Linked DNA regions of Homo sapiens: region 1 is linked to region 2. Evidence: read pairs that join two places in POLR2A ChIA-PET (ENCODE). Cell type or tissue: IMR-90. All regions are shown on one strand. Each heading gives the region's core, and the rest is flanking DNA. Links, peaks and the distances in the headings are about the cores only.

Region 1 (4,395 bases), core at 235-4,234, 270 kb after region 2:
AGTATAATGAGAAACCACAGAATGTGGCTCTCCAAATTTCCTCAGTAGCCCTACCTATGTATTTTAAATTATCATAGAAAAACAAACAAAACGACAGCACAAGTAGCAGTGCAGCCATGACTGTCATCATTTATATTAGTTCCCTGACTTACTATACATCCCTGGTATAATTGATGCATTTGTGGATGTTCCATTATGGTTGACACGTACTGTAAGTGTACAACAACCTGACCCTTGGTATGGTTTGCAAACATGTCCATATTGCACAGAATGAACTTCTTGCTGCAAATAATATATCTAACATACATCCTTTCAAAATGTAACATCCTTAACTAGTTAACATAGTCTAGAGTCTAGGGGCAAAGACAAGCAAATATTGATGATTTAGAAATGCAGTAGCACGTTAGGCTACAACATGGTTAATTCCAAGTCACTTCATATTTTGCAAGTTCTTTGCTCCTATGATTGAATACTTCAAACATGTATCTTATCTTTCCTCCTGAGTATCCAAAAGTGCTTTGGAGAGCAAAAGTGCTTTGTCTCCCCATTTCACAGAAGCAAGGAGGGGGGATAGGGCTGTAGCAAGAAGGGCCAGCTGCTCTAGAGAAAATGTGGCAGTACCAGGGTAAATGTTAGCATCCTTAAGCGGGTATCTTCAGCCAGCAACACTGGTGTATGGGGGCTAGTGACGGTAGGATTTCATGTGTAACCTAAGAACAACTCTCTTCAGGGCATGTTTTCTAATAATCTTAAAAGGATTCCTCAGCTTGGCTCTACCTAACTGGAAAATGGAGATAAAAAAAAAAAAATTCCATCCCCAAGCTGTCCTTTCAATGCTCCCCCAGCTGGTCTGGGCACACTCCTTCCTCTTGCACCCCTTAGAGCGGGCCAGCAGCTCCCTCTGGGAGAAATGAGGCCCCTTAGCTGTGCATACCCAGAGGGAACGAAACATTCTCTTCTGTAGCAGGTGCCCCGATTTAGGAAGACAATTCTCCAAAGCCTTGTGAGCTAGGCAAGAGTCCAGAGAGAACACATTTTTTTCCTCTGAATCAAGTCTTTCTCTCATTTACACAGTCTCATCTTAAGAACTTTAAGTGTGAAAGGAAATATGCTAAATTATTCTGAGCTGTCCACTTAGAGTGTGGTGTGGATTTTCCCACTGTTTTTAAACACACAGAAAGACACACTCCAAAAGGCCTTTCCTTCTTGTTCACTGGTGTGGTTTATTCTTGAAGCAAGGTCTCTCTCCAGTTGAAGCCCCCAGTTGGTCCATGGGTAAGAGGAAGGATTGGTGGATCTGTCAGCTGCCATATTCCAGTTTCTCCTAATTCTTCACAGGAACAAAATCCCAGATATGGGATCTGAAGTAAGAGTCGTAAAGAAAGGGGATATTAGGAGATAGGTTTAATGCTTTAACTTTTACCTAAATACAAAGATATTCATGTGGCCCTAGAGAATTGCAGTCAGAAATGGATAGTGGCTTTGTAGAAATGCATTCCCTTCAAAAATCGATAAATAAAATAAAATGGGTAAAACTGGTAACTTAGAAGAGTATTTACATTGCAAGAGGATTCATCAGAAGGATCCATTAAATGGTGACCTCCCCTAAAGTAATTAAGTCATTGTTCATAGATTGCTGCTTAATTGGGTGGCAGAAAAAGAGGACCAAAATACATAAGGCTACAATGCCAGGAGTTAATTCCCAATTGCAAGTCCAGGTAAAAAGGCAGCTCAAGGCCGGGCACAGTGGCTCACGCCTGTAATCCCAGTACTTTGGGAGGCCGAGGCGGGCGGGTCACTTGAGGTCAAGAGTTCGAGACCAGCCTGGCCAACATGGCAAACCTCATCTATACTAAAAATACAAAAAATTAGCTGGGCGTGGTGGCATGTGCCTGTAATCCCAGCTACGTGGGAGGCTGAATCAGGAGAATCGCTTGAATCCAGGAGGCAGAGGTTAAAGTGAACCGAGATTACGCCACTGTGCTCTAGCCTGGGTGACAGAGCAAGGCTCTGTCTCAAAAAAAAAAGAAAAAAGAAAAGAAAAAGTCAGCTCAAACATTTCTGAAATTATACTTGGACCCAATGGAAAATATTTTTCAATTTGAAAAAATTTGTTTCACCCGTTTTTTTTTTCTCCTTACGAGTCTCTGCAACATTCAAAGCTGAAGCTGTGCTCTCCCTCACTTCAGTTGTCACAGCAATTTTAAAACTTATTTTTGTCTGTGTCCAGAGCTGCATTTACAAACAAGACAAAATTCTCTGTCTTCCAGCACTTACAAATGAGGACAGATGCATAAATAAACTTTTCAAAAATGTGAAAAAAGATTGCAATTGAGTTTGAACCAGGTTCTCTGGCGGCAGAGAAAGGAAGTATGTAATTTGCCTGAAGGGAAGTGTGTGGGAGGCAGCTGACCAGAAAACCTCTCCCACAGGCACAGAAAGGAAGACTCCAGATGTGTGGGTCAGCCTCATGGGTTTTCTGTCTTGCTGTCTTGTTCCTGGCTTTGCCTTTTAGCCTCCTCATTTGAAACTGCTGCATGCCTCGGCCTACCTTCAAGGACCTGTGTTTGAGTTAAGCTTTCAGATGCTGTCTTTTGGACTGACCTCTATTGATCCAACCCAAGTTCCCTCAGGGAAATTCAGAGAAGGTCCCTCAGGGAAATCCAGACAATTTGCTTATAATTCCTAGCTGCTTCCTACATTTTAGCTCTTAGAAGCTAGAACTAGCTCTCATACATTGTTTTTCTAACACAAGGCTTAATAAAGTGCCCTGCACAGAGTATCACTCAATACATCTTGGTTGAGTGAAGCAATAAATGAATATTCCCAGCTCAGCATAAACACATGCTTCAAAGAACTTGGTAATCAGCCAGTCACTGTACTGACTTCAAACTACTAGCCATCACGGACCCCAAAGTACGAGAATGAATTACCTTTCGGACCATTTGTACGAAGTCCTTGGAGTTCTGAGGTGACAGGCCCTGAAGTTGGCAGGTACACGCTTCAAGGGAAGATGCGTGGGCCACAATCAGGATGTTATTTCCTGGGGGAAAATGGCAAGGTATGGGAAGACTGTTTCTATAAAGACATGGAAACTTTGCAAATACTGGAAGCTAACTAAATGCTCTGCAGGGGAGCAAACACACTCAAGAAGACAATTTGCCTAAGCAATATTTTGAAAGTGCTTTGTTACTGATAAGGCAGCTTAATCTTTTTAAAGAAAACATTTATCTTAAAATAGTTACAGATTTATGGGGCCGGGTGTGGTGGCTCATCCCTGTAATCCCAGTAATTTTGAGAGAACGAGGAGGGAGGACCACTTGAGTTCAGGAGTTTGAGACCAGCCTGAGCAACATAGTGAGACCCTGTCCCTATAGAAAATTTTTAAAAAATTAGCTGGGTGTGGTGGCCTGTGCCTGCAGTCCCAGCTACTTGGGAGGCTGATGTGGGAGGATCACTTGAGCCCAGGAGATTGAGGCTATAGTGAGCCATGATTGCATCACTGCGCTCCAGCCTGAGTGTCAGGAGCAAGACCCTGTCTCAAAAATAATAATAATAATTATGGATTTATGGGAGGGTTACATACATATACATACATACCGACAAGATCCCATGAACCCTTCATCCCATCCCCCTCCAATGGTAACATCTTACATAACTATGGTACAGTATCAAACCCAGGAAATGGACGCTGGTACAATACACACAGCGTATTCAGATTTTAGCAGGTGTGCAAGAAGTCGTTTGTGCATATGTGACGATACAGTTCATGCAATTCTATCATATGTGTAGCTTTTTGTAACACCATGACAATCAAGATACAGGACTGTTGTGTGTCCATAGGGCTGTCTGTGCAACTCCTTCTAACATAGTTTTAAGTGTTCCCACTATAGAACTATGAGCACTTGAGACTTCCTGGTTGATAGAACATGTTGTGTACCTTTATGGTAGTGAGTGGCTAATCAATGAAAACTGGAAGGTGGGAATCATTCATAATACTGTTGCTCATGGCTGCCTACTGTTTGAATATAAGTATTTTAACTTAAAAAAAGAGATGAAGGGAATGTCCATACTTTTTTTGCAATATGCCTTTTTCACTAAAAAATTGATAGTGAACAGTCTTACATATTAAATATTTGAGCTCAGTGTTTAGAAAATTCAATAGCAAACACACTTGAGCCTTATACAACACTGCTCTTGGTTGGTGATAGCAGGGAAGGTGTATGTGTTTGTGTAGGTGTGCTGTGTGTAGGTGTGCATGCCGCTGCATCAATTATAGGCAAAACAGTGGCATGCTAGAGCTTTTGGAAATTATAAGAGGGAATCTCTTTCACAGGGTGCAAGAAGAATAGCTATAACGCAGAATTTAAGTTATTAAGAATAGTAACTAAGTCT
Region 2 (4,395 bases), core at 278-4,277:
CCAGCCTGGGCAACAAGAGCAAAACTCTGTCTTAAAAATAAATAAATAATTGTATCATTTTGTTTTTATAAGAATAAATAGGCTGGGTGCAGTGGCTCACGCCTGAAATCCCAGCACTTTGGGAGGCCAAGGCGGGGGGTAGATCACCTGAGGTCAGGAGTTCGAAACCAGCCTGGCTGACATGGTGAAACCCTGTCTCTACTAAAAATACAATAATTAGCTGGCCATGGTGGTGCACGCCGGTAATCCCAGCTACTTAGGAAACTGAGGCAGGAGAATCACTTGAACCCGGGACGCGGAGGTTGCAGTGAGCTGAGATCGCGCCATTGCACTCCAGCCTGGGCAACAAGAGCGAAACTCCATCTCAAAAAAAAAAAAAAAAAAAAAAAAGAATAAATAGCAAATTCTGTTGATTAGACTTCCAAAATATAGGCAATATCCATGTACTTGTTTCTATATACATTACTTTCATCCTAGCCTAATCCATCATGATCTCCAGCCTGCACTATTATACGCCTCCTAGCCAATGTCCCTGCTTTCTTTCCTACTTCTCCACTATTTATTTTCCCTAGAGCAGCCATGGTGTACTGTCTCAGATATAATTCAGATTGTGTTACTCTTTTATTGCTCTCACATTAAAATTTTTGCCATGGCCTATGTGGGCTGGTCCTTTCCTGTCTCTGTGACCTCATCTCCCTCTACTCTCCCTTGCTCACTATGCTCCAGACCCACTCACATTAATTGTACTTGCTGTTTTCTGCCTGGAATGCTCTGTTCCTAGATAATCACAAGATCGTCCTTTATATCATATATGCCTCAACTCAAATGTCACCTCCTCAAAGTCTTAATCACCCAAACTTAAGTGGTATCCCTCCATTACCCCTCTAAAATTCACTCATCCAATTTTGCCTTCATGGAATTTATCCATTATCTGAAATTATCTTTATTTACTTGTTTATTATCTGTTTCCCTTCTGGAATGAAAACTCAACAAAAGCAGAAAACTTGCTGGTCTTCAACAGTGCCTATAACTGCCTGGCTCAGGGTAGGCACTGAAATAAATATTTGGTATATGAAAAAGGGTGTATTGCTAAACTACAAATTGTATTTACCTTAACTTCTTAAATTCTAGGATCCAATGTCAAATTCCACAGAGTCTAACATTATAGGTTATATTCCATTTTTAAAAATCAACTTTTATTCTACTCAAAATTTTTTTTTTTTGAGACAGAGTCTTGATGGAGTGCAGTAGCATGATGTCGGCTCACTACAACCTCTGCCTCCCAGGTTCAAGTGATTCTCCTGCCTTAACCTCCCGAGTAGCTGGGATTATAGGCGTGTGCCACCATGCCCAGATAACTTTTGTATTTTTAGTAGAGACGGGGTTTTGCCATGTTGGCCAGGCCGGTCTCGAACTCCTGACCTCAAGTGATCCGCCCACGTCAGCCTCCCAAAGTGCTGGGATTACAGGCCTGAGGCACTGTGCCCAGCCAAAAAAATTTTCTTACATTCCCTTTTATATGACTGGTGGGAGAAGAGAGATGTTAGAGAAAACAGGGAAGTCGGCAGAGCCAGAGGAATGCCCAAATGTTATCCTATTAAGGCAGACAAATCTTCAGACATGCTATGATTTCTCTCCCAGCCCAGTTTTACCATCTGAACCCACCCAGACTTATTCACTAAAACATAACCACTTGGTTGCGCGCGGTGGCTCACTCCTGTAATCCCAGCACTTTGGGAGAACGAGGAGGGCGGATCACGAGGTCAGGAGGTCAAGACCATCCTGGCTAACACGGTGAAACCCCGTCTCTACTAAAAATACAAAAAAACTAGCCGGGCGTGGTGGCGGGCGTCTGTAGTCCCAGCTACTCGGGAGGCTGAGGCAGGAGAATGGCGTGAATCCGGGAGGCGGAGCTTGCAGTGAGCCGAGATCGCGTCACTGCACTCCAGTCTGGGGGACACAGCGAGACTCCCTCTCAAAACAAACAAACAAACAAACAAAAACCCTGGCCACTTGCTGGCGAAGTCTGTGATTCAGTAACTACAACTGCAAATATATCAAGAGGGTTGGTCATACAATAAGAGAGAGTAATGCAGTACTACTCAGGAAGATAGATATAAAGACCTGGAGGTCGGCGCGGTGGCTCCCGCCTGTAATCCCAGCACTTTCGGAGGCTGAGTCTGGTGGATCACCTGAGGTCGGGAGTTTGCGACCAGCCTGACCAACATAGAGAATACCGTTTCTACTAAAAATACAAAATTAGCCGGGCGTGGTGGTGCACGCCTGTGATCCCAGCTACTCAAGAGGTTGAGGCAGGAGAATCACTTGAACCCAGGAGGTGGAGGTTGCGATGAGCCGAGATCATGCCACTGCACCCCAGCCTGGGCAACAAGAGTGAAACTCCGTCTCAAAAAAAAAAAAACAAAACAAACAAACCTGCAAATACTCATTCTGTCCAGAGCTTATGTTTTTTGAGTTAATAACATATTTCCTAGCTTACGTTTGGTTTTACTTGTGCTTTTGCTTCTGAGAAAATAGATGTACAAAGCATCGGCATGGTTGCAGGAGCAGTGACAGGCATAGTGGCTGGAGCCCTGCTGATTTTCCTCTTGGTGTGGCTGCTAATCCGAAGGAAAGACAAAGAAAGATATGAGGAAGAAGAGAGACCTAATGAAATTCGGTAAACCTCCCACATCCCTACTTTTACGGGGCTTCTGTTTTAGGGCCAGCACTATAGTGACCAGCCAACATAAATGTTCCCAGTTTTCTCTTAACCATGAATCTGTTAAAAGGATTATCCTGGTAGGTAGGAAGTTCCAGCCTAGGGACAGAGGGTATGGTTTACCTGGACTTTATTGTGAAACTATCTTATCCTCAACAAACACTTAAAAGTTAAATTAGGCTGGGCGTGGTAGGTCATGCCTGTAATCCCAGCACTTTGGGAGGCCGAGGCGGGAGGATTACTTGAGGCCAGGAGTTTGAAACCAGCCTTGTCAACATAGTTAGACTCCATCTTTACAAAAGAAAAATAAATAAATAAATAACCAGGCATGGTAGCCCATGCCTGTAGTCCCAGCTACTCAGGAGGCTGAGACAGGAGGATGACTTTAGCCCAGGAGTTTAAGACTACAGTGAGCCATGATTGCACCTCTGTACTCCAGCCTGGGTGACAGAGAAAGAGCATGTCTCAAAAAAAAAAAAAAAAAAAGTATGTACATATGTATATACATAAAACAGTTCAATTTACATTACTTCTGATTCACTTCTACCCATAATGGGCATACAATGAAGAATGGACATAGCCTATAGGTCATGAAAGGGTTTATGCAGACAAACCCTAAATCAGGAGGTGTGCTGTCTAGACCATCTCAATGGTAAGGTCCTATCCTCCCAGTATAATAGAGTTGACCTGTGGGCTAACAAAATATACATTTGTGTGAGCCAAGCATTAAGTCTTAAGATACGAGGAAGCACCTATGACCCTAAATGGTTGCCTTCCGATGGTATTATCTGAGGTTCACAGCTTCGGAAACCTCAGAAGGAAGCAATCATACTGGAAGCAATCACAGATCTGCCAGTGTTAATCTTTGCTGTTTTTTCTCTTCAGAGAAGATGCTGAAGCTCCAAAAGCCCGTCTTGTGAAACCCAGCTCCTCTTCCTCAGGCTCTCGGAGCTCACGCTCTGGTTCTTCCTCCACTCGCTCCACAGCAAATAGTGCCTCACGCAGCCAGCGGACACTGTCAACTGACGCAGCACCCCAGCCAGGGCTGGCCACCCAGGCATACAGCCTAGTGGGGCCAGAGGTGAGAGGTTCTGAACCAAAGAAAGTCCACCATGCTAATCTGACCAAAGCAGAAACCACACCCAGCATGATCCCCAGCCAGAGCAGAGCCTTCCAAACGGTCTGAATTACAATGGACTTGACTCCCACGCTTTCCTAGGAGTCAGGGTCTTTGGACTCTTCTCGTCATTGGAGCTCAAGTCACCAGCCACACAACCAGATGAGAGGTCATCTAAGTAGCAGTGAGCATTGCACGGAACAGATTCAGATGAGCATTTTCCTTATACAATACCAAACAAGCAAAAGGATGTAAGCTGATTCATCTGTAAAAAGGCATCTTATTGTGCCTTTAGACCAGAGTAAGGGAAAGCAGGAGTCCAAATCTATTTGTTGACCAGGACCTGTGGTGAGAAGGTTGGGGAAAGGTGAGGTGAATATACCTAAAACTTTTAATGTGGGATATTTTGTATCAGTGCTTTGATTCACAATTTTCAAGAGGAAATGGGATGCTGTTTGTAAATTTTCTATGCATTTCTGCAAACTTATTGGATTATTAGTTATTCAGACAGTCAAGCAGAACCCACAGCCTTATTACACCTGTCTACACCATGTAC

The links. ChIA-PET counts read pairs that join two places held together with the same protein. Peaks named below come from ENCODE experiments on the same cell type or tissue, not always from the same donor. Only the 100,000 strongest peaks of a DNase experiment are listed, where the experiment ranks them.
Region 1: POLR2A ChIA-PET joins it to region 2 with 8 read pairs; 4 of 35 experiments call an interaction of 5 or more read pairs at or near these places.

What each region holds. Positions count from the first base shown.
Region 1 is chr11:122,806,715-122,811,109 of GRCh38, reverse strand. UBASH3B (ubiquitin associated and SH3 domain containing B) reads right to left here. Exons shown (of 14, transcript NM_032873.5): 13 at 2,934-3,043; 14 at 1-1,361. The coding sequence ends at 1,224. Among named protein-coding and RNA genes, the nearest start is that of CRTAM, 30 kb to the left of the region's middle. In IMR-90, for the core only: no CTCF peak of the experiment used is centred there; a DNase peak (open chromatin) is centred at 2,419; H3K27ac peaks cover 447 bases.
Region 2 is chr11:123,072,987-123,077,381 of GRCh38, reverse strand. It overlaps CLMP (CXADR like cell adhesion molecule), which reads left to right. Exons shown (of 7, transcript NM_024769.5): 6 at 2,539-2,680; 7 at 3,608-4,395. The coding sequence ends at 3,908. All of the region lies in intron 1 of LOC124902775 (a long non-coding RNA gene), which reads right to left. Among named protein-coding and RNA genes, the nearest start is that of HSPA8, 13 kb to the right of the region's middle. In IMR-90, for the core only: no CTCF peak of the experiment used is centred there; no DNase peak of the experiment used is centred there.